2 separate regions of the Homo sapiens genome follow, and region 2 is linked to region 1. A link is an interaction called in ENCODE POLR2A ChIA-PET data of the cell type or tissue named here. Cell type or tissue: Panc1. All regions are shown on one strand. Each heading gives the region's core, and the rest is flanking DNA. Links, peaks and the distances in the headings are about the cores only.

Evidence for each region. Peaks named below come from ENCODE experiments on the same cell type or tissue, not always from the same donor. Only the 100,000 strongest peaks of a DNase experiment are listed, where the experiment ranks them.
Region 2: POLR2A ChIA-PET joins it to region 1 with 14 read pairs; 9 of 35 experiments call an interaction of 5 or more read pairs at or near these places.

Annotation. Positions count from the first base shown.
Region 1 is chr14:68,495,746-68,511,404 of GRCh38, reverse strand. It overlaps a transcript of RAD51B not described here. Among named protein-coding and RNA genes, the nearest start is that of RAD51B-AS1, 180 kb to the left of the region's middle. RefSeq lists enhancers at 1-1,718, 4,316-4,879, 4,880-5,443, 5,416-5,475, 5,444-6,007. In Panc1, for the core only: no CTCF peak of the experiment used is centred there; no DNase peak of the experiment used is centred there.
Region 2 is chr14:68,367,447-68,383,105 of GRCh38, reverse strand. All of the region lies in intron 8 of RAD51B (RAD51 paralog B), which reads right to left. Among named protein-coding and RNA genes, the nearest start is that of RAD51B-AS1, 310 kb to the left of the region's middle. RefSeq lists enhancers at 4,048-7,066, 10,068-10,923, 13,800-13,899. In Panc1, for the core only: no CTCF peak of the experiment used is centred there; no DNase peak of the experiment used is centred there; H3K27ac peaks cover 825 bases.

The sequences.
Region 1 (15,659 bases), core at 3,157-11,156:
GTTTCATATTCAAAGCAGTGAGAAATCATCTCTGAGGCTTGTGGGATTTGGTACCTGTTTCCCTTCTTTCCATGTCTCAGGGCTGTGGGTGCCAAGTGAAGGCTGCAGTAACCCTTCCAGCCTCAGAGAAGCGCTCTGTCCTGTAGGCCATGAGAATGCCCAGGCTGGCCCGGATCATTCCTCTGTCCACTTCAGCATTTCACTTTATGCTGCCTGTAAATCTGACCATTTCTTCCACTCCTAGAGGTGTCCCAAAGCACTAGTTCAGCAGAATTCAGACTCCTTTACCTTTCCCAACTCTACTCACAGCCTCAAGTCACCAGGGAGAGAAAGAGCACCTGACCGAGAGTGGGACCAGGATTCCAGACCAGCTTTAGATGAGCATCTCTCTGGGCCTCAGTGTCCTTGGATGGGAGGGAGGTGGAGACTGGGTGTGGCTGCTTGTCCTGTCCCTTCCAGTTTGATGATTTTCCCTAGCCCAGAGCCAGAGCTGGCCCTTTTCCCTCAAGGAAGCCATGGTTTGTATGCTATGTAGCAGCTACAAATGCAGGGGCTTTTTTATCCCTTTTCTTTTCAATGATCCTAGGTACTATAGGAAGAGGCAAACATTTTTATGATCCCAGGAACCAAATAACATAATGAAAATCATGGCAACCATCAGCCCAATAAAACCCATGGCAAAAGCCTCCACATTCTCAAACAGGACCCTGGGAATTTAAAGCTCTCAGAAGCCTTAAGTGGCTCAGGCCTTGCTGAAGGCCTCGGGACGGCAGCTGATGGCTGATGAAAGGATTTTGACGCGCCACTGAAATTCTCTTTTCCAAAATAACCACTTTGAAACCTGTTAATTACAGACACACAACCAGCCAGAGCCCCCCAACAGGACCCAGGGCTTCTACCAGGGAGAGCCGGGCTCCAGAGGCTGGCCGCTGCCTTGGCGCTCCATACACTTTGTGTTGGGTGACTTCGCTTCAGGAAGAGAATCCAAAGTAATGAAAACCACATGGCCACTCCCCCGCCCCCAGCCTCCTACTCTACCTCCCTTCCCTGGAGACAGAGGCCGGCTCAGTCTAATTTGGTCCAGTGTTTTTGTTTCCTAAAATCTGTCTTGGGCCCTGGGCCATTAATAGGTTGCAGCTGATTTTAATCTGCATGAATCAGAGACCTCACTTCTTCAGTTTTAAGGAGATTACAAATTGTGTGTCCCACAAACTCAGGATGGAGGGAAAAAGCCCTGGATGGGGAGTGGCAGTAGGGGAGACAGATCCTGGAAGGCACAGAAACTGCTCCCCACTCAGCAGTGGGCTTGAAGGAGCCTGGGATCACTCAAAGCTGGGGGAGTGGGGCTAGGGGGAGGTGAGGGTCTTGCAGCTGTGACTCAGTGGCAAGAACACAGAACCTGGTCCTGTGTAAACAGAGCTAAAACCGAGGATCTGGACTATCAGAGGCCTCTACTCACCTATCTTCAACAAATTAATTTCCCAAGTGCTTGCGGGGCACCCCCCATAAGCTAAAGCAGGGGTAAGCAAACCATGGCCGACTGGTCAAATCCGGCCTGCAGCCCGATGTAAATAAAGTCCTCCTGGAACAAGGCCATGTCCATTTGTTTATGTATTGTCCATGGCTGCCTTGCAGTTGTGGTAGAGACCCTGTGGCCTGCAAGGCCAAAAATAGTCACTATCTGCCCCTTTACAGTAAACATTTGCTGACTCCTGAGCTAGAGAACTATCCTAGATCTCGCTAGGCAAGAATTCCACTTACAAGCCTGTTAACAAGGGATGGATTTAGGATTTACTCCATTCCCACCCCATACCAAAGTCTAGGTTCCTTCCTTCCAAACATCATTCTTCAGGAAAGTATCTTCATGCTTATTTAAGCAATGACAATAAGAAGGAATGCCCACAACCATACCACTCAGTGAAGGTTCCAAGTACTTGCCCTGACAACCCGACAGTCCCATTTCACAGATGAAACAGAGTCACTGAGATAAAGCAACTCACTGAAGTTCACTCAGGGAACAGCACAGCTAGGAAGAGCTGGGCCTCTGAGTCACAGCATGGTCCTCTGTCCATGGGATGGCCATAATGAAGGGAGCTGGGGAGCTTTAACATGGCAATGCTCCCTTACGTGTGCCACACGACCACTTGACAACCCAGTGAAGGGCTCAGGGTAGTATGTCTTCATTTTCAAGGTGAAAAACATAGCACTATCAGAGAGTGGGGATGAGAATCAGACAGGCCAGACTACACTCACCCCTTGAAAACCACCTTTATCCAGGCCCAGTGGCTGGTGAGCCCAGGCCCTCTGGCCCTAGCTGGGCCCTCACTCAATCAGGACCCAGGGCCCCCTATTTTCCCAGTGTGCCTCTAAGACAGCTCTTGCCTTCAGGCACTTCTAGGCTAGCGGGGCAGAGACAGAAAGGGGAGGATTATGATTGCATGGCAGGCACAGTGATGGAGAGCCACAAGTGGTGCTTCAGGAGGACAAAGCAGGGTCACCTTGCCCTTCCCTAAAAGCAAACCCCTTTGTAGGGAACCCTGGGTGAAGGGCCTCCAGTGGAAATGCTATTCACTAGAAATGCAAGTGGGCACCCTTCCAAGGCTTTCAGGGGCTAAAAAAGTGTTGGAATCATTCTGGGGACAGGCGGGGAAGCCAAAGAAACTGGTACCCTCTCAGAGATGAGACTGGCAGGTAAACTGATGACACCAAGGAAGCTGCTGCCTTGGAGCAGTAGGAGTTCTCCCCACGGGAACCATTTCCTGCAGGACCAGGCCTGGGGTGGAGACCCTTCCAGACAGGGTAGGAGGTCACCCCAGGCTGCAATCTCAGTGGTCTGGAAGCCCATGAAGGCTGGTTATGTCTGGGCCTTGAATAGAATCATAGACAAGCAGGGTGCCACGCTGGCTTGCGTAGAATGTTGACTCTGCAACGGTCTCTAGCTAACAGGAGCTGAAAGTTCCTACAAAGGATAGCGAGTGGCCTGTACCTCACTGTCTCTATTTCCATTGCTGTCCCCAGGTCCCCGTTCCTTGGTAAGCTTCTCCTTGAACTTTAGGCAGCACCTCAAAGCAGTTTCAGAATTCACTGAGGAGCCATGGGTCCCAGTCTTTAGAGTCCTGCTATTGTTCAGAGGTCTCCAAGTGACTAGATGTTGTGAATTGCCAGAGGGTGGCAGAGGACTCCAACCAAGCAGGGACCAAGTATAAAGCAAACTTCCATCACCATCAACAACTGGAGCCCTGCACTGGACCAGAACAGAGCCTGGGAAATGACCCCATCAGCATCTTTGGGTCCCCTCATCATGGAGACTCCCCTCAGAAATAGTCTTCAGCAGGGTTAAACCCTTGGCCAGATGGAGAAATAGCACGACACCTCTGGCTTCTGCTTCCCAGGGAGCGTGTAGTGGATCCCCTGGCACCCTCTGCTTCCGACGGTACAAAGGTTGTGGGTGTAAACCTCAAAGCTCTGTTTTGTCTAGACTTGGTTTCCGGGTGGGTTCAGGCTCTCTGCTCCATGGAACCCAACAGCCAGGAGATTTGTGCCACTGCTTCCTTGAGTCTAGACTGGCGGAGGAGCAGGGGCTCATGACTATAACATGAACGTGAACCGTGGATCAAAGTGGGTGTTCAAGACAGCTGATTGGACAAGGTCCTGAGCTATGCTGAGGAGTGATGCTGGCACTTTGGTAATGCAGTGGAATGGAATATTCCATGGTTAATTAGCAGTCACTGAGTGTCTATTGTGAGCTGGTCACCATCTGGATGAACAAACTGGCAAGTAGACTCTGAGGAGGTCACGTGCCCAGGAGTTTGTTTAGAGAGTGCAGTTTCTTCTCATATTGAGGTGTGCAGAATGTTCGCTTACAGGTGTGTGATCATGGGGTTGGGTCAAACTCCTCAACTTTCCTATGGAATGCCAGTCCTAGGACCCTCTGCAATCTGAAGCCCTCACACAAAGAACAGAGTATTTATGTCAAACTCTACCCTTCTGTGCTACCAAACAAAGCTGAGCCAGAATAAAGCAAAGTGAAAAAGCTCATAAACACTTCCTGGGGCTGGGCTCACAAAGTAAAGCTCAAAGAAGAACAAGCCAGATGCGTTTCAAACCCATAAACACACACGAGGACACCCGAGCTGCCACTGGCCCGAGCAGATTGGGTGCTAAAACAGCACTGGAGCAATGAAGGAGGGGGTCATTCTAAAATTAGAGCTCTACTTTCTCTCCCCTCTGAACATATATGAGTGGAATTATGGATTAATATTGAAAATTGATTTCATGTGTACTTCAAGAGCACCTGTGCGGTGATGCCCACACTCCCTCCCCACCCCCTCCACATACACACTCTCCCTCAACTCACCCCGGAGACCTAGAGCTTTTGCTACCAAGCACATCTTGTGTCCTGTATAAACAAGGGCTGGTAACTAGTACAGGAAATGAACTTCACAAGCATTGAATGTGTACCCACCTGTGGTATGGGGAGTTGCCAGATTTTTTTCTAACTGAGAATGTTCACAGAATCTCGAAACTTTCTTTCAGCTTCCCCCTCTGCACACTTGAGTGTGGGCGCCTACCATGTGTGCACACATACCCAAGCACAAAATTTCCCTCAATTTCCCCCAAGACATATCAACAATGAGATGTGCCCATACATACACGGGCACACAGCCAGCCATTCCCAAACCTTCTCCTTTGTCCCCCCCACCCGCCTTTCAATGTATAAATGAGAGCGCCTAGGTGTGCTGGTGCTGCCCCTCCCTGCCTCGGACACATGCAGAACTTTGCGCCCACTCAGCACGATCCAGCACACAGGAGCTGGGGAGCCAAGGATGTTTATATTCCCACGTGTGCACCGGCGTGCACGCACACATGCACGCGCACGCACAGCCACATTCCAGCTGGCCCCAGTACAGCTGTGACAGGCCTGGGTCTGTTTGCCATTGTTTTCCTTCGCCTCTAACAGGCGTTCATGCAACAGAGAGGAGGTCGTGAGAGGTTTCCACCACGTTTTGTAGCATTTACCCCGAGCCTGAGTGTTGGGGAGGTGGCTTTTGAGAATGAGCTATGGGTGGCAGGGTGGAAAGCAGAGACAAAGGCATTCCTTCCCATTTCCTGCCTGAGCTTCACTCGCTAATGTGCACTGCTCTGGATTGTTCAGAGATTTCTTTATGTGTCATCCTGTCTGAAACCTGGCTGGGAGGACGGAGGCTCAGCTAAAGAATTTCTGGAAGTTCTGTCTCAAGGTCCTGCTTTGTCACCTCTTATTACTACAACTGTTCTAGGCCCAGGCTGCCTGGGGGCACACTGTGTCCTGAAAGCCTGAGTGGCAGGCCCCAGCCACATAAGCAAAGACACATTTGGGTAGAAACTGAAGGAGATAAAAATGGACCCCAAGTGGCCACTATCCCTCTAGGGATTTTGGCCCACAAGAAAAGCTGGTATATAAAGAATTCCCCACCTGACCCTCAGCAGCAGTGAATGTTCTAATGATTCCCTCAGCAGTACATATGCAAAGTGGATACTGTCTTTGCACTGACAATAAGATTGGCTAATCTGGCTGGGCGCGGTCGCTCACGCCTGTAATCCCAACACTTTGGGAGGCCGAGGCGGGCGGATTTCCTGAGGTTGGGAGTTCGAGACCAGTCTGGCCAACATGGTGAAACCCCATCTCTATTAAAAATACAAAAAAGTTGGCCAGGCATGGTGGTGCATGCCTGTAATCCCAGCTACTCGGGAGGCTGAGGCAGGGGAATTGCTTGAACCAGAGAGGTAGAGGTTGCAGTGAGCCGAGATCATGCCACTGCCCTCCAGCCTGGGCAACGGAGCGAGACTCCGTCTCAAAAAAAAAAAAAAAAAAAAAAGATTGGCTAATCTACAAGTTCATTTGTTATTTCTAAGAGCCAGATGGGACTTAATGCATCTAAGACACTAACAAACCCAGAGTTCTTACTGTGTGGATCTGGACAGAGCGGGCAGCTGACAGATTTCTCACTGTGCCCCACTGAACTGTGGCAAGGGACTGGCTAGAAATACATGTACTTTGTCTGCAGCCATTGCTTGCAAACTACCCCACTCACCTCTGTGGCAGAGTCCTTTCTTCAAATAAAATCTTACTAGAAAGCCCAGTGTACAAAACTGATCAAAACAGTCTCTCTGGTTACAGGGATGAATTAGCTGTGTGTGTGCGGGCATGGGGTGTCCCCATCTGCTCCTGCTCCATCCTCGTGCTCCCTCCATCTATACTTCAGGGAATCTCCGTGGGGTTCCTTGGATCCCAGGTTGAAAACTGTTATCACAATGCAGGCCCCTTCTTGTAACAATTGTCAAACTTCGTACCCAAGAAAACACGTAATGACAAAGAGCTGCTAGGAATTTAACGGCCTTTCAAATTCGCCTGAGTTTTACATACTATGGATTTCAGCTGCTGCCCATGTTTGGTGTGGCACTAAGAGTTATGGACCCCTTGCTGAAACGCCCTGGCCTCTTGCAGGTCTGCAGTTCACAAATTAGGAATAACTGTACAGAAATTAAGAACAAGAAATGAGACTGGGGTCCCAGATGGAGCCACACCATCAAGTGTGTAGATTGGGCTCCAGTGTCTAGTGAAGAAATTTGTGCTTAAATAGTATTTGGCAATGGAGAGCCATTAAAAAGCCATATGCGATTATTACTATTAATTATTTTTTAAGCCAGGAAATGAATGATTGAAAATGAACTAGCAAAAAAAAAAAAAAAAAAAAAAAAAGAAAGAAAAAAAAAGGATTACTCCTTTGCAATTTAAGTTTCCTTTCCCATCTCTAGCTGTCTGAGCTTCCACATCCCAGTCGCAGAGTCCACTGGGAGAGTTTCCCTCCCAAGCATCATGCATGGGCCCAGCCCAGACACATTTCTCCAGTCTTCATGATCAGAGGCACTGATTGTCTGCTGTGGCATTACCTAAAGTGAGTGGTCCAGCTCAGGCTTCGGCACCCTTGTGACTGAGCAAACTCATTGATGTACACAAATGGAAACCATGCCTAAATTAAAGAATGTGCATATGGGTGAACAAAGAGGGGATTTATATGGTGTGCAGGCCAAAGTGGAGGCCTGATTCCTTGGTTTTGCCCACCTTCTTTCCTAGACCTTCAGATCCCCCTACCCCTAAATATGTCAATGAAGTCCTTGGTTTCAGCTGCGGAGTCAGGAAATACAACTGGAGGTAGCATGGGATGCTGGCCTGGAGAGTCATTGCGCCCCGATCCAGCTCTGTACTCTGCTTGCCTTGGGGAGAATTGCTAAAGCTTCTGGTACCGGAATGTGTCCATGCCTAAAACGAAAGGTACTATTAACGTGCATCTACCGACTTCAGAAGGGGCCGTAGGGATGAAGATGTAATTAAAGCCTGTGAGCACTTCGTGCTTCTTGATGAAAGACAACACCACCACCGTGAAGTTTTATTATCTACCGACTCTGTTTTTAAAATGATTCCAATTCCTTTCTGTTTTTCCTTTTGGGGTCTGCATAAACTTTGTTAGCTATTAATTTCAAAAAAGTCCTCCTTGCACCTCAGAGCAGGATTTTATTTAGCGCCTCAGAGAATTTCTTTCCATACTGCAGACCCTCAAAGGATTCCTCTTGGTCAGGGTGGAAGAGGCCTGCGTGTGTTCAGCTGCTGAGTTCAGTTCAATTTAATAAATATTTATGGAACATCTACTAACATCTTCTTAGCCCTGAAAGGCAGGGCAGGGCTGAAACAAGTAGGAAAGGTTGTGAACTTTGGAGCCAGGCTGCCTGAGGGTTGAATTCCAGCTGACACTTCCATATGGGTCCTTGGAGAGCCTCTCGTCACCTCTCTGAATCTCTGTTTGTCACCTGGAAAATGGAGATAACCCCATTCATCTCCCAGGGTAAGGTAATAAAAAGATAGAAATCTAGTGAGTGGTGGGTAGGCGCTCAGTGAGGCCTTGCCGCCTTCTCTGTAGCATCAGCCTCTGGAGGAGGGGGAAGGGAGATGCCTCCTCCTCAGCTGTTTCTCCTCCCTGAGGCCCTCTGTCTACTCCTAAAGGCTTGTCCATCCATTTTGGAAAGAATGTCAGCCGGTTAAACCAGTGCTTCTGAAATGTTCTCATGTCAATTTCTCCCATGCTCCTGGGCGGCTCATTTCCTCCACACACACCCTCCTCCACCAAAATACCTCCAAGGCCTCCCCATCATTACGCCCTCCACCCTCCCTCCAAATCCATTCCCAAGGAGGAGAGAAGAGCTTTCCTATTCTTTTGAGAGAGCACACAGTGGAAGTGGCTTTGCTTTGTTGTCTCCACTTCAGAAAAGATCAAACTGCAGGCTCCATGAAGTGTCAGTCCTCCAAAGGAGCTTCAGGTCAGAGGGAGGAGGGGTGAGGCCAGGCAGGGTAGGCTGAGGCTGTCCCAGAGGGACCAGTCCAGGCAGAACCAACACAGCCTTCCAAGATGCCCTCGCAGGGGCCCACATCACCCTGGATCTAGCCTGAAAGATGCCCCCTAGAATGTTCCCTGGCAGATATGGCTGTCCTGTCTGAGAGAACCACGATAAAGGAGTCCACACAGGATCCTGTCCTTTTCTAAATGAGGATTCTTGTCTCCCAGGTTCCCAGGGAGGACAGCGGATGCAAGGGAGCCCTTGAATAGGCACCGCAGAGGCCAACACACTTTAAATTAAGCTTCCGATGCTTAGAAGGGGCCACAGCTTCCCACAAATCCCCTGGTGCATGCAGCTTTGAGGCAGTGTTCAGTCCGTCTGTTCTTTTAGAAGTGCGCCTTGGAAGCCAGGAGTTATTTGTTTCCGAAAGGTAGGCACTCATCAGGTGGGTGGTCTTTGCATTTTTTGTGTGCTTTGATTCCCTCCCTTTTCTTTTCAGGACTATTGAGGGGTTTATTTTTCCCTCTCCCAGCAGTGCTTGGGGGTTTGGCTGCAATGTGCATCTGTGTTGGGTTTTCCCACAGGGCCCTGCAAAGGCAGCCCTGTTGCCTTCAGAAAGTCCCGGGCGGCCCGTGGGGGGAGTCGGAACTGCAGCTGTGCGCCCCCCTCCCTTCTGCAGCAGGCTTTGATCAGTTTTCGTAGGGGCTGAGTGCAGCCTGACCTCCCATCTCCAGCGTCTCTCAGGTGGAAAGTTCTGTTCAGCCTGTCTGTGGCTTCAAAGGCTCTCCCTCCTTCAGGCTGGGATGAGACTGATAATGGTTCTCATTCTGTTGTCGTGTGATCTCCCAGCAGCCCCCATCTTTCCATTGACAGGCTTTTACTTATTTGGTTGGGCTGCTTTGGCCAAACTCAAACCACCTTTCTGGTTGAGGAAGCACATTGACGTCCCCTCCCATTGAGGCTCCTTTGATGGCTCAGACGTGGCCTTCCAGCCCAGATAAAGGTGACCGGGCTGTGGCAGCCAGGCACCTGGCGAATCAGCATCTGGGCATTGGGCAGGGCAGAGGACTGTGTGAGCCTGCAAGTCTGTGAAGAGGAACACTCGGCTCCGCCCTTTCTACCTTTGAAGGCTAAGGCAAGTCGCTGCTTTCTGCTCTAGTTCCTTGCAGGAATCCAGCAGTGGTGGCCGATGTCACAGCCCACCCCATGCCTGTGCCTGAACCTGGGCTGCACATAGGCAAGGCCAAAGCCCTGACATTGACAACATTTCCAAAGAACTTGAGCCATTCACTATCTTGAGAAGTGGGCACCGGGCCAGCTGAGCTTGGGCAGTTCCTGTTCTGGCCCATTATTTCCAACGGTTGTGGCCTTACAGCCTTAGTTCTCAGTCCAAGGGGTTAACATCAGCTACCTCAGCTGCTCCAGGGCCTACTTCCGGCTCCAGCCTCAAAGTGCTGCTGACCCTGTGCTTGGGCCTTCCAGCCCCCCATGGTGTGTAAAAGGACAGGGCTGGACATCTAAGGTAGCTGTCAGCGAGTTTGCACAGGGGTTGCTGCCTCACCAAAGCTCCATGGGGCCTTGGCTGCAGCTCATCACTCCTCATGATGTGGATGGGGTTAGGCTGCACGTTGCCCTTTGGTTTCCTCATATTTAAAATAAGGTGGCCAAGGGCAACAGGAGCGGTCAGGAGAGCATCCTTCTTCCTCAGTCTGATAGCATAGTCTCTTCCTTCCTTTTGATCATATTCAAAACAACTGCAATAGAACAATAAGTCTGGGAGGAGGCCAGAGGGGGATTTATTATGCTGTTGTGCTGTGGCACAGCCTTGCCTGACTTTATCTTGCACTGAGGTCTGCATGGGAGGAAATCTGCAGGCCTGTGGATTGTCTCTCTGAAGCCGAACTCCCTCCAACCTGAAATCTGGGAGGGCAGGGGAGATGCTGCCATGTTGGCCACACCCCAGCATGAACCATGGCAAGAGGGAAACCAGCCCAGATCTCCCAAAACTCTGAAAACATGACTGTGAGAGGCACAGGGACCCCAAACAGTCAGAGCCCACCTGGGTTTAGCCCTATAAGAGGGGACTCCAGAAACTGAGTTTGCCCCAGGACAGGAGATCCCCAGAGCTCTTCTTAACAGCCAGTGTCCTCTCTTCCCATTCCAGCAGGAGAGGGAGTTGTGTGGGGAGGTGCCTCTATTTGTGGCAAAGCAGGGAAAGCTCAGCAGTGGACTGTCAGCTTCTCACACCAGAGAGACCATGTGGCAGGGGGTTCTTCTCTTTTCCCAACAAGGCTGAGAGCGAAGAAAGGACCTTAGAGCCCTGGAGCTGAGAGAAAGTTGATTTGTCCCAGTTTTGACTTTATCTCCCCCTGAATGCAAATGTTTTGACATCCATCTGCTGTTAGCAGGACCCACCAGGTCATCTCAGCAACCTTCATTTCAATCAACCCATCACTCCAACCCTCACTGACAAAGAAACTCTAATGCCAGTGCTGCTAGTAAAATACATACATCAATAAATAAATCCTTTCTCATCTGACAGCTGGGTGCTACGGGCTGCTGGCCCGACCATCTCTGTGGGTCTTGAGCCTTCTGTAATACTGTGGCTTAAGCACAGGCAAACCTGGGGCCAAGGTCTGGCTCCACCAGCATTTGCCAAATGACCTTGAGCAGATTCCATTACCTCCCAGAGCCTCAGTTTCCTCATCTGTAAGATGGGGATGAGAATAGCAACCATGTAGGATTGTTTCGAGGATTAAATGGGATAATGTATGTGACATACTTAGCACATGTTAAACATTCTATAGAGTGTGGTCATTATTACTACCACTATTTCAAATAGATGTGAGGATCTGATTGAACTTCCTTGGTCCTTAGTAGTGTCCTCAGGTGAACCATGAGCTCCGATCTCTGCCATGAGAAGTTAATGTATGAGGAACGCAAGAGGGAAGAGACTCCACAGCACAACGTTTAGGAAAGTTCACCTCAGACCCCAGCAGCAAGTCCAGGGGCTGAACTCAGTTTTCTAGACGACCAGATTCTCTCTCTCTCCAGTCATTTCATCTCTCTGGGCAACCTGACTGCATTAGTTTTCTAGGGCTGCAGCAACAAAGTGTCACAAACAGAGTGGCCTAAAACCACAGAAATGTATTCTCTATAGTCCTGGCAGCCAGAAGCCCCACATCAAGGTGTCTGCAGGGCCAGGCTCCCTCTGAAGGCTCTTGGGGAGACCTCTTCCTCGCCTCTTCCAGATTCCGGTGGCTCCAGGTGTTCCTTGGCTTGGGGCTGCTTAACTCCAGTCTCTGCCTCCGTAGTCACACTGCCTCCTCCTCTTTGTGACTGTCCTCCTCTGTGTCTCTTATCAGGATGCTTGTCATTAGATTTAGGGCCCACCTGGGTAGTTCAGGATGATCTCATCTCAACATCCTTAATTACCTCTGCAAAGACCGTTTATACAAATCAGGCCATATTTACACGTTCTGGGGGTAAGGACATGGACGTATCTTTTTGGGAGCCACCATTTAACCTACTGCATCCACTAACCCTGCAAAATATCACATTGGATTATGACTAAAAAGTCAGGATAAGACCTCTCACCTGGGGTGGGTGAGGGGCTCACTCCTCTCCATGGTAACATCAGTGCTTCTTTGCTTAGTCTCAAGGAGGGGTCATGATCCACCACCTTCAAAGAAAAATCTAGCTCTTCATTCTTTACTCATTGGCAGGGAGTGAAAACAAGTTCTTTCCGCTTAGTAAGAAACATTGCATCCAATGGGGGACTCAAGTCTGTGCTGAGTCCCAGGGCTTCCTGTTCTTAGTTGGATATGTTGGGATTTCAAAACCCATTGTGCCCCTTAGGCTTACGAGTGCAAAAACTCACATGTGATGAGCCCCCTTCTGGCAAAGCCCCACCAGAAACATCATTCTCTCAGTGCTGAAACCCTTCACCTTCTCCTCTTCTTGCCAACCTCCAGAGGCCCCACACTCACTGAAAAGGGGGCACAACTCTCTTTTCTCAAAGGCCTCCTCTAGCCTTGCTCTCTGACCCCTGTTGTCTATTTCCTCCTTCAGCCCCTTATTCAACCATAGAGATCCATGTGTCATAGGAAAGACATTGCCCAGGGGTTCCCAGTCCCCTGCTGGGAAGGGCTTTCCTCCAAAATTGCTGACAGTTAAGCTACCAGACGGCAAGGGAAGACAGATTATAATACAATGCATTTTTTGTTTCTTCCAATCAAATAATACTTCTATATACATTTAGTATACGTCTCAGCTCCTTCCAGGTGGTTTTAAGAAAAAAGCCAGTGTTATGCCCTTTCCCTCTGATGAGTCTAATTGCATGGGGCTCTGGTGGTGGCCCTGCTTTGCCCTTCAAGAGCATCTATGAATAACTTTGTGTTTGTAGGTTTCTTTTTAAAGGTGTTCCTCCTATTTCTGGCTCACAGATGTTGACAAGTAGCATGTGTAGAGTTCAGTCTGCACAAATCTGGGAGCTCTGAACACTAGATCCTATATTCACAGAGTCCCCCACCACTGGAACCTGGCTAGGGGTAGGAAAGTCACCGTAACCCTACAGTCCTGTGGAAAGGGTAGAGTAGTGGGGACTAACTGGAAAGAAGTGAAAATAAGACAAAGTAGCCAGTGGAATCTCCAGTCTGCCCCTTGCTTAGCTATGGAGAGCACAGCAAGATGATGGGTGAAGTCCACTGCTTCTCTGAACCATCTTTCAACTTGTCTGCTGAGGGTCCACTTTCTCTCCTTTCTCTGCCTGCATGTTTGTGAAAAATTTGTGTCTTCACGTGGAGACTATGAGTTTTGTGTGCATGGAACAGAGCCCTCTAGAAGGGTCTTGTGCCACTTTAAAATGTGACTCCCAAAAAATCTGACCTGTGCTCATACATTGCTGATGGAAATACAAAATGATTCAGCCATGTGGAGAATAGTATTGCAGTTCTTCAAAAAGTTAAACATAGAATCACCATATGTCAAGTAAATCCACTCCTAGGTACATACCTTAAAAAATTGAAAATAGGTTTCAAATAAATACATGTGTATGCAAGTTCATAGCAGTACAATATTCACAATAGTTGAAGGGTGGAACCAGCCCAAATGACCACTGACGGATGAATGAATGAACAAAATGCAGTATATCCTGACAATGCAATATTATTCAGCCATAAAAAGAATGAAGTACTGATGCACGCTACACCATGGAGGAGACTTGAAAACATACTAGTGAAAGAAGACAGACACTATATGATTCCATTTATATGAAATATCCAGAATAGGTAAAGCCATAGCAACAAAGTAGATTGGTGGGTTTCCAGGAGCTGGGAGGAGGGGGAAATAGGAACACTTGCATAATGGTTATGGGTCTTGCTTTTGGGGTGATGAAAATATTTGGAACTAGACAGAGATGCTGGTTGCACATCATGATATCTAGTTGCCACGGAATTGTTTACTTTAAAATGGTTAATTTCATCTTATATAAATTTCACCTCCATCAAAATGAAATATTTTAGAAAGAGAAAGTTAAAAAAAAAAAACCTATGTGTTCCACGAACACAACCCAACCCTTGCTCTCATTCCCATTTCCTGTTCCCTGTGTGCCCATTGTCAGTGCCATGGTATCAAATCAGTGCCCATTGTCAGTGCCATGGTATCAAATCAGCTTATGATGCAGATTACTGTTGGGCTTGTTCTTGATCCTACTTGTGAGATACATCCTCTAGAATTCCATGACTTAAGCTGAGTCTACACAGTAGCAACCAAATGTTTTAGCAGAGAACGATGGGTGTTTCACCACAAGACTCTTTCCCAATATTTTGTTTCTGTGGCAGAAAAGCGGATTTTTCTTGGCAAGATGAACAGGTTTGCACATTTATCTGTCTCTAGGAATTTCCATAGGCTGCAAGAAGAAAAAGAACATGAGTGTCAAGATACCTAGAAAAAGATGTTGAAGGCTTGCATAAAGCCTACTGAGGCTAAAACTGTTGTTTATTGAAGTTATGGGGAAAAAAGTTCATGCCCCCATTCTGTTTGTTCCAACCTCATTTGAAGAGTTGAGAGAGAACTTGTAGTTTCGTGCTTCTAGAACAGAAAAGATTTGGAATTTCAAAGAGAAAAATGCCCATAGGGAGAACTGGGGACATGGAGATGCCCTGTGTTAACTAGGGCAGAAAGTTGTAGTCTGTTGATGGAACTGTCATTTACTCATGCACCTGAACCCTTGAAGTCATTCATGAGGGTGGAAATCAGCTTCTTCCAAGCTCCTGTTAATGTTGATATTTTGACCTCCTCCTATGAATCACGAATGTTCTTAATGGAATTCATTCATTCACTGCATATGGTCCTGCCATGCGCCAGAAGGCAATAGGCCAGGCCACTGGATGGAGAAGACCCCATCCCTGCCTTGCTGCATAAGCAGCTCAGTGAAAAAGCCAGGCAGACATACCAGGAACATCACAGCCATACGGCAAGTGCTCAGACAGAGGTATCAGGCCATGGGAGCACCAAGGAGTCACTGCATCTGGGCCCTGTCAGAGGTGGGGACAGTGGACCCCAGTGTTAAAGGAAGATGGTGACAGGAGACCAGCATTACAGGCAAGTAAGCACAGCATCCACATTGGCCCAGAGGCATGGACACAGGTGGCATATCTGGGGAACACTGCTGCAGAGAGGAGAGGAGGGAATATGGCTACAAGAGGAGAGGAGGCTGCCGGGGCAAGTTGGGGCCAGGCTGGAAAGGGTCTTACATTTGACCCATTTTTTCCGGTGACTTTTTCCTTTTTATAGGAACAACAGCCAAATATTTGTCATAAATCATTTTCCTTCATCCTGTCAGTAGCCCCCTTTTACCGATGAATACACTGAGGTTCAAAAAGGTTAAGTAATTCCAAAGAGGGATGGACACATCACCGTTTGTGCATGTTTGACACACTGTTTGTCAATGACTGAGTGGTTACTGCTGGGGGAAGGCAGGATGGAAGGATGGGACCAAAAGGACAAAGGCGGCTTTAATTGCATCAGTAACATTTCATTTCTTAAGCTGGGTTTCGGTACATGGATGCTCTTTGTGCCTTTTTGTGTGAAATTTTCATAATGACTCTTAAAGCCACTGGACTTGCGTGTTAGGGCAGCATCTTTGCTTGAAAGGAGGCAGTGTCTGAGGCTGAGGGTCCCTTGAGAACACAGGGGCAGCCCTTAATATCCAAATGCTTGATGGGTTTTTCACTGTGGTTAAGAGGTAAGTCACTATTTATTCCACCTAGTCAAGGCCTCAGAGC
Region 2 (15,659 bases), core at 4,348-12,347, 130 kb after region 1:
AAATTACAAGAGTCCTTGGTTCCTTCTAATGGGTAGAAATTTATGAGCAAATTAAAAATTAATTGATTTTTCCAGTTGTGGTTTCTTATGTAGAAAGAGGAATCAAAATAAGCTAAATAAATACAATGAACATAAATAAGGCCATGTGTTATCAGGAAGAACAGTGGTTTGAGTCTAAAGGGGGCTGCACCCAGGCCAAAAAAAAGCCATGTAATACTATGCTAGTGATTTACCAAAGAGGTTTTTTTCACTTGTCGCTAAGAGTCCTTTCAGCTTTAACCATGCCCACCTTCATATCCCAGGAAACTATCAACATACCACCAGTAGGATATGTTTTTTTAAGTGACTTTTAGAGTAGCCAGGATACATTGTGCTGGTCCAATCAGTGAAATGGTTGGTCTGAGTTAAAGCCAGATAAGGGAATACAACCTCAAAGTCTTAACTTTGTTAGCATTGGTGAGCAAATCAACTCCAATGACTAGGATTTTTAAGAGTATTAAGTTCTAAGTCTTTGTGGGGAGGTTCTGTCTTTTCACCTAGACTTAGCAGAGAGCCTGACATAGTGTCATCTGTAATAACTGTTATTTGAATGAATGAACAAATAAATAATTTGTATTTGCAGTAGATAAGGAATGTCTGGAGTAGAACCCTAACTTTTAAGAATTAGAAAGGCCACTCTGTCCTCTCACAAAATATCTTATGGCGCTGATGTCAAAGATAAAACCTTGAGTGAGATCAGTGATTCTCATCCGGAGACAATTCTTCCTCTCTCTCCCTTTCCCACTCCCCAGGGTATTTGCTAATGTCTGGAGACATTTTTGGTTGTCACAAATGAAGGGATGCCATTGGCATCTACCCAGTGGGAAGAGGCAGAAATGCTACTAAACATACCATAATGCACAGGATAGCTCTCTACAATCAAGAATAATTTGGCACAAAACGCCAATAGCGCCCAGGTTGAGAAATGTCAGGCTAGATAAACCAACTGGCCAGAGCTAAATAAATGGCCTTTGTCTCAGAATGTGTTTTCTGCCAGTCCCTGTTCTTGTTCTTCCTAGGTCTTTTCTCTACATATCCATCCCCCTTGAGCCTCCTAATCCCAAATCTTACTTTATATGTATTTTGCATCCACTGGCCATTACATCTGATTGTTTCAGAGATAATCTGAAGTAAGCACAGGTGGAGTGATAGAAACTGTGGACAGGGTTCCATGCAGGAGAGGTCTTGTGAGTGGACAGAAACTGAGCAGAAGCTGTTTCCTCCTAAATAAGAGCAACTGGAAGGGGTTTTGGGTAGAGACTCAATTGGTGATTTTCATTTTAACCCAATCCACTTATTGTGGCACTGTTATTGACTAATAGGAAGAAGTAGTGTTAGAACCTAATTATAAAGAAACTCTATGGCTTTTTATTTATTTATTTATTTTGAGACGGAGTCTTGCTCTGTCGCCTGAGCAGGCTGGAGTGCAGTGGCGCAAACTCGGCTCACTGCAAGCTCTGCCTCCTGGGTTCACGCCATTCTCCTGCCTCAGCCTCCCGAGTAGCTGGGACTAAAGGCGCCCGCCACCATGCCTGGTTAATTTTTTTGTATTTTTAGTAGAGACGGGGTTTCACCATGTTGGCCAGGATGGTCTCGATCTCCTGACCTTGTGATCTGCCTGCCTCGGCCTCCCAAAGTGCTGGGATTACAGGTGTGAGCCACCGTGCCCGGCCAACTCTATGGCTTTTTTAACAGAAATGCACCATGATCAGTTTAAGGGAACTAGGAAATAGACCAATATTGCTTTAAGTGAAGCTCACATAAGTAAATTCTTCTAAGAAATAGGTAAAAAAGTATTTCCCAGTAAAGACTATCTGGCAAAGTAGAAAGACTGGAATTCTGGTGAGTCAGATTCTAACTAGCTAACTAGCTGTGTGACTCTGAAAAGTCACTTACGGTCATTAGGACTTGGTTTCCTAATCCAAAATAAGAGATCATTTCCAGCAGCTAAATTTGACAATTGACAGGACAAAGAAAACAGGATATATGGGGAAATAGGAAAGAATTATGGATTTGTAATAAATGTGAACATGATTTCATGGCTAAGATTCATGGCTCTATATTCTGCTCTTTTAATTTAGAAATGTATCAATAGATGCCAATTAAACTGTGCTCACCCTACTGATTGATCTAACTTAAAATATTTGAAGTGCCCATCTCATTTATTTTTACAAGACTGAAGTCATCAGTCTTATAAACTGAAGGTTGCCTTATGTGGGTGTACACAAATCACAGCCTTGATGAACAGGGAATTAGAACACAGTTTTCCTTTGCAATCCACATGTTCTAAGCTAATGTTAAAATAGTGAGAACCCTAAGATTGCAACAAAAGATTTGGGATTACATCTTCACTGAAATGACACTGAGGTAGTGGTGCCAGCCAGACTTCTGAGTGAGTTATGGCACAGGCACAGCCCAGAGACTTGGCATTTTTCTGTTTTTATTTTTTTCCACTGATGACTCTTGCTGAGACTGTAAAAGCCAGCGATCCTTCATCCCCCACTCCATCTCTCTGTGGGGAATTATAATATGATTAAATACTCTTAATTATACACACACACTGACATCCTGAGGAAACTGATGAAAACTACCTGGCAGAAAACATAGGTGTATATTAACTCTAACCATCTGGGGCCTGCTGGGGCACTAACCACAACTGTTGGCTTTTACTCCCCAAGTGAGATGTCATTCTGAGACCATGTGTGTGGTCAGTTAATCAGGTGTGTTTCAGTTTGGCTGGGTGAATAGGCTTTGCAATTTTACTTTGGTCCCATCTAACATTCTTAGCTTTTCAAGATGACCAACGGCCTCTGTCAGAGAGGAATAATTGGGAGGAAAAGTAAGCTCCTCATTGGTCAAGTGGAGCCAGACAATTTTACGTGGTTCCCAGAAGCTACTTAGAAACACACTTTAAGCACGAGAACATCTCCAGAACCCGGATGCTTTGAGAAAGAGGCAATTTAAGAGAATGACAGCAAAATAAAAGCCTGGGATTTCAGGAAGTGGTTCCAGGAACAATGTGTATATAAAAATGAAGTGGAATCATTTTTTCCAGGCAATCTACTTTTATACACAATGCAATCGTATGACAATAACTAGCATTTATGAGTATGTGAGTACACACTCTATGTTTATAGATACCACAGCAGCCGCCAACAGCGGAAGAGGGTGAGTGGATCCCTTTGTGACTAGCAGCCTCACTCTTCACCCTGCTAACTTCACCACACCCATGGGAGCCTTGCTTACCAGCCCAGCAACAGTTGCCTTGATTAAAATGTGATGTCCCTGGTCACTAATAATTCTCTTGGGAAGTAGAGGGAAAGTAGCCAAACCATACTATGGGAGGAATGGACAAAATCTCTCTCCCCTTTCCATTCAGATGTATCCTGACCACAGAAATTGTCTTCCCACCAACTTTTCTACCCTCCATTCTACCTTCCAATGTGATTACATTTGTCGGTCTTTCTACTTAATCTTCACATACCTCTGTCATTCCTCTCTTCTCCCTATGGTGGGAGTAAGTATTTTGGTTAACTGCAGGCAGACAAAGTGATACCATTCTCCATGTCCACTCTAAGGCCTAGGACACCGATCATAGACAGGAAGATGGATGAAGCCAGAAAGGGGATTTCCTCTACTTGTCTACCAGTGCACCCCCTTCTCCCAGCAGTCCCTCTGTTTTCCCCTTAAAGCACTTGGCAGTCTCTGAGTAAATCCTATTGACTTGGAATCTGAAAAAATGTTGGCAAAAATCTATTAGCAAAAATTATCTCCAATATATAAATTTTAATTAATGATATAATTTATTTTAGATTTATTCATTCACTCAATCATCCAATAAATATTTATTGAGTTCCTTTATGTACCAGGAACCGGACTGGGTGAGAGTAGCTAGCTATTTTAGTAAATAATGGCATGAGACTTATGTCAGACTGAGCAAGGCCTGGCAATATCAGTTTATCCTTGAATGAGAAGCTCCACTTGTTATTTCCCGGAACAAGTAACAATAAAGCAGCACATATGGCAAATAACAGGTACCTAGTATGTATTTGTTGCTGTAATTGGATGAAGAAGCATTGTTGGGAGAACAAGTAGACTGAATCAGAAGATATGAAGCAAAATTTCTGGGCCTGAGTGTCTCATCTGTAAAATGGGGATCATGCTACCTACATCATTTATTAGACAAGACTGCAGTGAAAATCAAGAGATAATGTATATGAGAGCATTCTGCAAATTATGAAAGCAGAATGCATACATAAACTACTGTGAGTATTCAATCTTGAGATCACAGATAAAAGCAGTATAGTCAGCCCTCCATATCTAGGGTTTCCCCATCTGTAGATTCAACCAATGTGGATTGAAAATATTTGAAAAAAAAAAAGCAATGAAAAATAACAATATAACAATAAAAATAATACAAATTTAAAATACAGCATGATAACTATTTAAATAGCATTTACATTGTATGAGGTATTATAAGTAATCTAGAGATTAAAGTATATGGGAGGATGTGCATAGGTTATATGCAAACATTATGTGATTTTATATAAGGGACTTGGGCATCTGAAGATTTTAGTATGGGGCTGAGTCCTTGAACCAATCCTTCATGGGTACTTAGGGAACAGACCATATATCTCTTCACTTCAACCAACAAAGAAACATTAATAGAGGAAGGTGGTCTCAATTAACCAGGTTGGGCACTAATAAATTAAATGATCTGAGTCTTAAAGGGAAAGGGAAAGAGCTATTGGGAGAAACATGCTTTTTATAATTTAACATATAGTGATTGAAAACAGGAAATACTTCAGTTATGAAAACAAAAGGAGCCCATGTGCTAAAAGACTTAAACATATTGAAGTGGGCCAAAAGTAATTAGGTTGAGTAGGGTAAGGATAAGAAAGTTAAAGCTAATGTTTTATCCTACCGCTAGATTCAGTTTCTGAGTAGATGAAAAGAGTTCAGTGTTTCTCAAACTGGAGTGATATGTGGAGTCCTTTTAAAGGGGAAAAATTGAGACTTGCAAAACTGTTAAAAAATCTCTAGGAGACCTAAGATTAAGTTTCAGAATGACCAGCTTAACAAACTTAAGACTTATTTTTTTAAATGACTTTTAATTGCAAAGTATTGTCTTTATGATTTAAAAAAAAACTTCATAAAAAGTTTAAAATCTCATTAAACTTGCAGACCTCAAGAATCTACAGCTCCCAATTTGAGAAGTGCTGATTTTGTCTCGCTCCTTCCCTTTACAGATGAAGGAACTCGGGCCTGTGAAGACAGTGACTCCCTAAGCCACACAGATGGCTATTAGCAAAAACGGGGCACAAGCCCAGGCTGCTTGATTTCGAAAGCAGAGCTTTTTCCTTCTTCACACAAGCCCTCCTCTGTTTGTGGCAGAGTTCACTATCTGCTCCAGACAGATACTGGTATTGTCCTACACCAGAGACAGGGAAGCAGATGGAGGCGAGAAGGTTCGAAGGGGAAGTGATGTGGGTGTGGCTGATGCAGACGTCATTGCAGCTGGACAAGCAATTTGAAAGAAAGGTATTTCCAAGGCTGGATTCTTCTGCTCATCGTTGAAACAAAGAAACACTGGGTGGAAAACACTGGCAGTTTTAATAGTGGGAACGTTTCTCCCTAACAAGTTTGAGCAGAAAGTAGGAAGAATATGGTCCTGAGCTAAAAACTGGAGAGGAACTAGAGAAGGTATGAGGTTATAATTCAGGGTGGCCAATTTAATCAGCTCATATTCATTAAACACCCACATACACATGGTGCTTTACAACAAACCCCTTCGCTCACTCTGAAGCATCCACAGGCCTGTTTTAAATGGGCCACCCTGTACATGTTGGGAATCTGGCCAGGGTGTTAAGGCAACTGCTTCCCTTCCTAAGAAAAATAGGGTGGATTTTTAGACAACCACAAGTAAAGGCTAAAGCCTCTAGTTTCATATCCCATCTGAAAGCTGGGAAAGACTTGAGGAATCTGTTTTCCAAGAATCTGTTTGCAAAACTCAATAATATAGTAAACCCTTCCATTTCAGACCTGTAACATCCTATACTATCTACATTCCCAGACTTTTACTCTGCAATTTCCCTGGGTACATTTCTCCTCTTTATTGGAGCTGAACTCAAGTGCTTTATGAATATTCCCACATAACGACTGAAGCATTATGACCCTTCAGTTATGTCTAATTAGCCAATCAATGATTTTGGTCACTTCCGGCCCTTGTATAATGTACTCATTGTAACTACAAAAAAACATGTTCTTACCATTGCCTATGTAAACTGCCAAGAATATTTTCAATCTTACTGATTTATCAAGCAACTTTTGATTGCAATCTGAGGAGAAGACTGCCTGGGCCTGTTCCTCTGACAGTCCCCAGGAGCTGGGCCTAGCAAGCTTCTGGTACTATGTGGTCTCTGAATACCAGGGAGGAATGCGGTACAAGTCACCCCACTTGGGTCCCTGCCCAACTATGTTGGCAGGTGCTGTGACTTTTACAAGAAATCTTATACTTCCAAAGATTGTAACCCACACAGAGGGCATCAGACCATTAGGAAAGGCTGAAAAGCTTCCTTGACATCAGACCATTCATTCTTGGATAACTTTCTCATTCTTCCATGATGCCATCCACTGGGAGATTTCAGGAAGCTGAGGACAAGACTCAAGCTGTTGTAATTACAGCTTATAATACAAAGCAAACAGTAGGTGCTCAACTAAATACTGCTGGGTGGTGGGTTGTTTTTTGTTTTTAATTTGGCTTAGTTTCAGTGTGTGGTTTGGGGGGTTGAGATGGGTTCATGAGGTCGTAGATACAAATGGGAAGTCAGGATGGTTTGTTTGAAGTGGCTCTGCATGTCTCCAAATATGTGAGCAGAGAAAAATACTTGCAGTATTGTTCAAGGTAGTTAGGTGAACAATCATAAGAGCTGTAAAATAATAAGCCTACTTTAATAACACCCTCACATTTTACAAAATCCTTAAGTGGCCCCAACAGCTTTGCCTTGGGTGTGCGTGAAATAAATAGCAGGTGGCTTATTTGGCATGTCCCTCCAGTTCAGGAGTAAGTCTGAGGCCCCTGGGTCCCTAGGAGTCCTCCAGCTTAATAAATAGAATATTATCAATATTCCAGAAGCCTCTTGTGTAATCCTTCTCCAATAGCATCATCTTCTCTCCTGCCCAGAGTGAACCTTCATTTTAAACTTGGTGATTTTCATTCAAGTTGTTGACAACATTTCAAAAATCCTATCAAATATATCCAGAATAAGGCTCCCCAAGCCAATATAAGGGGGATATTTCTTTATATTTTTCACTAGAATTAAATAAGCTGATTCATTAATGCATTCAACAAATGTTTACCAAGTGCCCACTATGTATCAAGCAAAGACTTAGGCACTAGAGAAACAGCTGTGAGCAAGACAGACATGGTCTGCATCCTTACAGCCTAAACATGCAAACAGTTACACAAATAATCAGTTAGTTACAGTTGTGAGAAGAGCTCTGTGGGTGAGGGACGGCATACTCTGGAAGTGTAACTGTTAGCTACAACCCATAAGAAGGCATAGGGTCTGGGAAAGTAGCCCTGAGAAAGCATATTGGAGAATGACATGAGGCAGAGGACGCTGCATATAACACACACTAGGTGTCAACGAGAAAATAAAATCGTGATTTAACCATTACAGTTTGTTTACTAGACTCAAGCCTTCAAAACCTGGGATCTCTAAAGAAAAATAGAATAAAAAGTAGAAAGTATGGAAACCACAACTCCAGAGCTCCCCCACCTCACCCACCCCAGCCACTGAAGCTGAGAGCGGGGAAGGAGGGTGTTAGGAAAATTCAGCTTTACCATCACATACAAAGAGATTAAAGGACATCCTCACACCCTGGCTCCTGAAGTGCTATTTCTTAAGATTAAGCAGCAGACCCTTCCCAAGTTTAAATAGGGTAACGCTAAGTTTTGGTTGTTGAAGCAGTTCCATCTGCACTAACCTTTACAAACCATGACTGTGTCAGTTTTTCCAAGCAGGAGAAATGGATGGAAAGCCAGGCCACATCTTAATAGGGCCCTGGTGAGCTAATGGGTGTGATTATTTCATTGTCTCGGATTCACGCCAGCCGAGGCTCATCAGATACGGGCATAATCCAGGAGAAACATGACCTCACTTTCGACATGGGACTGTGCATTCAGATGCCAATAGGAATTTAGTGATCCCTCAGCGCAGGTAAAACTGAGCTCTTTACGGTTTCAGCTAATGAGAAGCATACCAAAGTTACCTAAAACAGTAAAGCTAATATTGACATTAACATACTAGATACTGTTAGGGTATGGGAAGCCAGGAAAAACTTCTGAGACCATCTGTGCTAAGTGTGACACATCTATAATGAGGCGTGTATTTAAGATAAATTGCCATCTCTTTAAATGATTAAGTACCAGATTTATGGAAAGCTATAACCCCACCAGGACCACAGGGTTGTTAAGTGGTTAGGGCTATAAAGGTGAGAATCTCAAGATTTCAGTTGTGCCACAAATTGTCCACTGACTTGCAAAATCTTTGCCAAGGAAACTTTGCCTCAGTTTTCCCAATGAAAGAAAAGGAAGTCTATCACCTAGGTTGTATAGCTCTGAGAAGAGCAAAAGTTTCACAGTCAGGAACATGCATGCCTTCACTGATTCCTTCTCAGAATCTTCTCATTATATCATGTTGACATCCACTGGAAGATACCAGGAAGTACAACACAAGACTCAATGCATTCCAGTTCAGCTTACAGCACATTTGCTCATTATTCATTCAATCATTTTTTTTCTGAGCACCTATTATGTGCCAGAGTGAGACCCTGTCCTAGGCACTAGGAAAATCAGAATGATTAAAAACAGACTTGCTCTCTGCTCCAACGGTGCTTAGAATCTGCTGAGGGAAAGTGCCAGGATTGACTATATGGGAGTTGTGTGATATTGGGCAATTTACTTAATTTCTTTGTTGAGTTTCATTTCCTCATCTTTAAAATGAAGATAATTAACATGTCTGGTATGAAAGTGCTTAAAATTACATCACACACAAATATAAGGTGCCCAATAAATGTCGGTTCTTTTCTTCCTCTCTCCAGATTACAAAGATAAGGCTTACAGAGTTTCAGCTCTTCAAATAAAAGGTGCTTCACAAATGCAAATGACCAAGCTATTATTATCACTGACTACATAAGAGGCAGTGTGGTATAGTGGAAAGATCTCTGGCTTTGGAAACAAAGACTGAACTTAAAATCTTTTTTAAAAATTCTTATTTATTATACTTTAAGTTATGGGATACACGTGTAGAATGTGCAGGTTTCTTACATAGGTATACTTGTGCCATGGTGGTTTGCTGCACCCATCAACCCATCATCTAGGTTTTAAGCCCTGCATGAATTAGGTATTTGTCCTAATGCTCCCCTTGCCCTTGCCCCCCACCCACCAACAGGCCCCGGTGTATGAAGTTCCCCTCCCTGTGTCCATGTGTTCTCATCATTAAATCCCACTTATGACTGAGAACATGCAGTGTTTGGTTTTCTGTTCCTGCGTTAGTTTGCTGAGAATGATGGTTTCCAGCTTCATCCATGTCCCTGAAAAGGACATAAACTCACTTTTTTAGGGCTGCATAGTACTCCATAGTGTATATGTGCCACATTTTCTTTATCCAGTCTATCATTGATGGGCATTAAACTTAGAATCTTGACTCTCCCACTTCCTAGATATGTGGCCTTGAACAAGCCATTTAAACCTCTCTGGCCTCTATGTTTTCATCTGTAAAATGGCAATGATAGAGTTTAGAGGATTAAATAGGACAATAAATGCAACATACTCAGGGTAATCAGTAAGCAGTGGGAAATAGTAAATTAGCAAATAATGGGGACACACATACAAAGCCACTCTCAAAGAAGATAGTTTGATTTAATTACTATAGTACTACTTGCACTTATTTTCATTTACTTGTGAGATTCACAGAGATAGAAAAGCTTGGCATGTCTCTCCCAGAGGCAGGCTGGCCCAGCTTTTTCTGTCCCTTACTGTGTTGCTTGGAGACACTTACCACACTAAGTAAATCATCACCCTACATCCATACTATGCTTCTTTCATATTTGTGAAAGAGCTCTTCACTCACATATGCATGTACTACAGATCCAACAGTGAGTGCTAGGGAAGGAGAATGTTGATTAGAGAACTTCCCAGATGGTATTTATGTATTATGTTCTCTCACATATATTTGAATTCTACTCAAATGCTGTTAGTTTTCTAGGGTTAATTGAAAATCTGATATTCTAAGATCCTTGTTTGGTGTTCTGGTAACTAGAAAGTTAAAAAGTTGGGCTTATGAGTATACCTTTACTTTTCTTCTGGAGTCCCCAAAAGAGCCAAACAGAACTTTCTTCCCTCTTTAAAGTGGTGACATAAGTTTTTAATGACCCTCTTTTCTGTTTCTCTCCAGGAATCCTGCTGTGATGTACTCCATTCTTAGGGTAATGAATTTGCTTTTGTATCTCTTGAAGCAGTCTTGCTTCAGCCTAAGGCCAGCCCATACACTTGGACGAGCATCTCAATCCCTTCTAATACCTTTGAGGTCTTTTACCAATGGTTACCTATCCTTTCCTCTCCAGCATTACTACATGTTCTCTTTTTGCTGCATTATGTACATCAATATCAAAATGCGAAATAAAAAACACCCACCTTAAAAAAAAAACCTCCTTTGACTTCCCCAGCTACCACTCCATTTCACTGTTTCCATTTGTAGTGAAAAACCTTAAAGAATTGAACATGCTCTTTGTTTTTCTCTTTAACCTACCCCAGGCAGGCTTATGTCCCCTACACTCTACTGAAATCACTCTTGTCAAGGTCACCATTGATTGTATCTGCCAAATCCAAGGGTCAATTCTCAGTCCTCATCTTATTGGACCTCTTAGCAGCACTGGACCTAACTCCTTGCTTCTTGAAATATTAGCTTCACTTGGCTTCCAGAAAAAGCACACTCTCATGGATTTCTTCCCACCTGATCCTCTCCTCCCTGCCAGTCTCCTTTGCAGGTTTCTCTTCTATTCTAAATGTTGATGTATCCCCAGGATCAATCTCTGCCATATTCTCACTACAGCTCAGCCCATTCTCCTGAGCTCTAGACTCAGACTCATTTATTCAGCTGCTTTGTCATTGTCCACTTGCATATCTTTCTCTTCTTATTTATTTATTTTTTGAGACAGGGTCTCACACTATGGCCTAGGTTGGAGTGCAGTGGCACAATCAGGGCTCACTGTAGCCTTGGCCTTCCAGGCCCAAGCCATTCTCCCACCTCAGCCCCCCAAGTAGCTGGGACTACAGGTGCACACCACCAGGCCTGGTTAATTTTGTTTATTTTTTTTGTAGAGACAGGGTCTCACTGTGTTTGTTGCCCAGGTAACTGGTCTTGAATTCCTAGGCTTAAGCAATCCTGCTGCCTCAGCCTCCCAAAGTGCTGGAAGCCACCACGCCCGGTCACTTACATATCTCAAATGCAACTATTCTAGGACAGAACCCCTTTTTTTTTTCTTCAGATGGAGTCTCATTGTGTCGCCAGGCTGAAATGCAGTGGCGTGATCTCAGCTCACTGCAACCTCCGCCTCCCGCGTTCAAGCAATTCTTCTGCCTCAGCCTCCCAAGTAGCTAGGACTACAGGCATGCACCACCACGCCCAGCTAATTTTTGGTATTTTTAGTAGAGACGGGGTTTCACCACGTTGGCCAGGATGGTCTCCATCTCTTGACCTTGTGATCTGCCTACCTCAGCCTCCCAAAGTGCTGGGATTACAGGCGTAAGCCACCACACCCGGCCCTCTAGGACAGAACTCTTAATCCCCTAACCTGCACCTCCCACCCCAATCTGTTCTCTTCAACATTCTAGATTTTTTTGGCCTAAATAACTCTAGGAATGGAAAAAATGACACCATTCTCAGTTGTTTAAGATAAAAAATACACAGATAATTCTTTTTTTTTAATTTTCTTTTCTTTTTTTCTTTTTTTTTTTTTTTTTTTGAGACAGAGTCTTGCTCTGTTGCCCAGGCTGGAGTGCAGCAGCACAGTCTTGGCTCACTGCAGCCTCCACCTCCCAGGTTCAAGTGATTCTCCAGCCTCCACTTCCTGAGCAGCTGGGACTACAGGTGTGTGCCACCACGTCCGGCTAATTTTTTTTTGTATTTTTAGTAGAGATGGGGTTTCACCATATTGGGTCGAACTCCTGACCTCGTGATCTGCTCGCCTCAGCCTCCCAAAGTGCTGGGATTACAGGCATGAGCCACTGCGCCCGGCCAATTCTTCATTTTTTAAAATACACTTCACATTCAATCTGTTTGCAGATTTTGTAAGGAATGTCTTCATATTTATCTTGAATCTGACCACTTGCCATCCCCTATACCACACCCCCCAGTCTGAGCCACCATAATCTCTCTCCTGGATTAGTGTTATGTTTGCTGACTTGTCTCCTGGCTTTCATGTGGCCCCCTTACAGTCTATACTCCTACAGAGCAGGCCAAGTAATCTTCCTAAACTGTCAGTCAAGTCATGTCCATCCCTGGCTGAAAACTTTGCATTATGCTTAGGATAAAATCCAAGTTCTTTACCTAGTTTTACATACCCTAGCCCTCTCCAGTCAACTTACAGGCCTTACTAGGTTGTTGTGAATATAAAACTACGTACACAAAGGAACTTTAAAATTATTAGGTGCCATAAATAGATGTTATTGTTGTTGCTATCATTATTATTGGATCAGTTGCCCTTTGGTAAAGAGTTTTAAACATGTCTTCTAAATGTAAACTGTAATTTCTGCCAATGGCTATATGTGATTACAGACAGATCTTGTAACAGGCAAATCCCTTCCTTCTTGTTAACCCATTTATGCCAGAGGTTGCAAAATTTTTATGTGAAAAATCAGACCTTGGTGATGAGCTTAAGCATGAGGATATAAATAACTCCCACAAGCTTAGTGTTCCACTAATGGAACACTAGGCATAAATGGGTTAATAGGTTCAGTCATTATCCTCCTGCTATATATTTAACTTTGTCTTTTTTCCCTTCTGGATTTGAGATGTCCCTTGCAGGAAACAGCAGCTGTGCCACTAACCCTGGACATTGTCCAAGGCCATTTCCATATCCTGTGAGAGAATCATCCCCTCGAAGTTTGTTTTTGCAGCACAAAATAGAAGAAAGATCAAGAAAAAAATATATAGACAGATATAGATATATAGTATGTAGCACTTTTTGTCCAGAAATGACTTCTGTGTGATCAGAGAAATGACTAGGCCATGGTCTCCAACTCAGCAACCTGTACTGAGCTAGTCATTATGATTAGTCCATTCATTACTTAAACACAAGAGGCTCTGGAATGAAACCTAGCAGCCAGGCATAACATATGAAGTATCGATAGGGAAAGTGAAAGATATGGCACCTATTTGAAAGAACAGGAGGAGTTTGTGAAAGAGAAATGTCACTGACTGAGTTGCCCCAAAATTCCAAAGCCAAGCAGCAAACACGTTTTCCCTTGAGAAAGGCAGAACCCCAGTTTCACTTTTTACCCAGGAAGAAACCATGGTATGAGACCAGGAAAGAACCTTAGAGGACACAGCAATGCTTTGTGGATCACCAATACTACTTCCTGAGTGCTCTCATTTTCTCACGGAAGGTTTCCATAATTCAACTCAGTGGACGCAATCTGTGCAAGAGCCGGTGTGCTGAAGGGCAATATGCCCAAGCTGATACAGCACCAACAAGATCCTGATGGTGGTTTCCTAAATGGGTTTCTAAATTTTACAATAGCCAAACCCACTGGCACTAGGCTATTTTTGCCGTAAGTAACTTTTATTTTTAAATGAAACATCAAATACATAAACAACCTTGAGACTCAAGCAATGAGCCCAGTGGGTAATGTCAATATGGAACCATGTCACATCTCCCAAGAGGGATGTATCACCAGGCCTCTTCAGGGCAAGCTTCAGGGAAAAGAGCTGGGTACTCTACAGCCAAGAGACTCAGGAAGGCTGTTAGTTTTTTTGTGGTTGCTATCTCACTGTACACAGATGGGGGAAAACCCTAAAAAATAAAAACAACGACCATAACCAGATTCCGGCAGCTACCCTGAAAATGAGCCACAAAATGTCAACTTGATTTTGTAGTCATGCTTCAGGTGTTTGTAGTCTACTTCATTTAGCCTTATACTTCATTTTCCCTCCCAATTATTAGACTGCAAATCTCCTTTATAATTTCACTGCTCTATTTCATTCTACATGCAGCAGCAGAGTGTTTACTACTTTGGGAAGTAGGTATGGCTGTCTTGTGTTAGGACTTTAGACAATTTCTCTCATTCCCCACTTTAAGAGTGAAGTAAAGATACTAAAGCAGCAGCCTCGGTAGCAGGGATGCAGCACTTGTACCACCACTGCCCCATCATAGAGCATATGGGAGCGGCTGCTGAGCAACTCCATTACAGCAGTCCAAGCGGCCACTATAGACCTTCTGGAGTTGAATGGAAGATGAAATCAATTTGCCCTCTCTAGCTAGAAGCACCCAGGCATTATAGGAAAACCTGTGCAGAAAGAATGAAACATATTTACTTTATAGGAAGAAAAACATAGTCAATAACTAAACTAAAACAAATACAAGAGAATTCAAATATTCTGCCTTTACTCTGGCAGGTGAACATTAGCTTGAAGACTTAGCTATGACCGGTGGGAGAATGGAGGATGAAGGGGACTTGGGCCTTAGCATGCACTGGCTGTGGGATTCTGAGGAATTAACTTGTTCGAGGCTGTGTGCTCATTTGTGAAAATGTAGGTAAAACACCTGCCTCACAGGGTTTCTGTTAATATAAAAATTAAAGGAGAAAAATGAAAATATGTACATGACTAAAGTTAATTCCTTTCCCAATTAGGTTTCTGGTGCTTTAGTTCTTAGAAGCACCTCTACCTAGCTTTAGCAATATTTCCCTAGTAATAAAACATCACCTGTAAACTGATTCAGCAATACATAAACAGCAGAATTCTGCTAATTCTTTTTGGCAACCAGACAGGCCAAAAAGATAGCTATTAAGATAAGAATCAATTCTAAAATGTTCCCTATGGGCTCTCTTTTCTATGTGATTGTCAGAGGTCTCAGGATGTCCACAGCCATAAAAATAGTTGTCAAAACATTTTTTTCAGAAGCTTTCTCTTGTTTCCCTTTTTCTACCACAGCTGTGACACCAGCACTTTGTGTCCATCACTAATAATCCCACTTCCTCAGGACCCAACAGAACTGCTTCTTGATCCTTCTCCTTTAAAAGACGAATAACAGTGTTAGCCTACCTCTTTTATCTGGGCCGATTAATCACCAGGCCAGCTTTTCTGGGTAACTATTTCAAGTGTTGTATCCTCCGCCTGGAATACTCTTCTTTATTTTCCTGTGCTGTCGACTCATCTCTCGTTATCTCCTCTAGTCTCCTCTGGATTTTCCCCACTCCTAAGAAGTAATGGCTCCCTTCCCACATGTTCCTTCAATCCTCATGAACCTGCCTTTCAAATGTCTGTCAGCCTTGCTCTACTTTATACTTTTTTATATCCTCAAGTCTGATATATAGTAGGCATTGAATAAATACT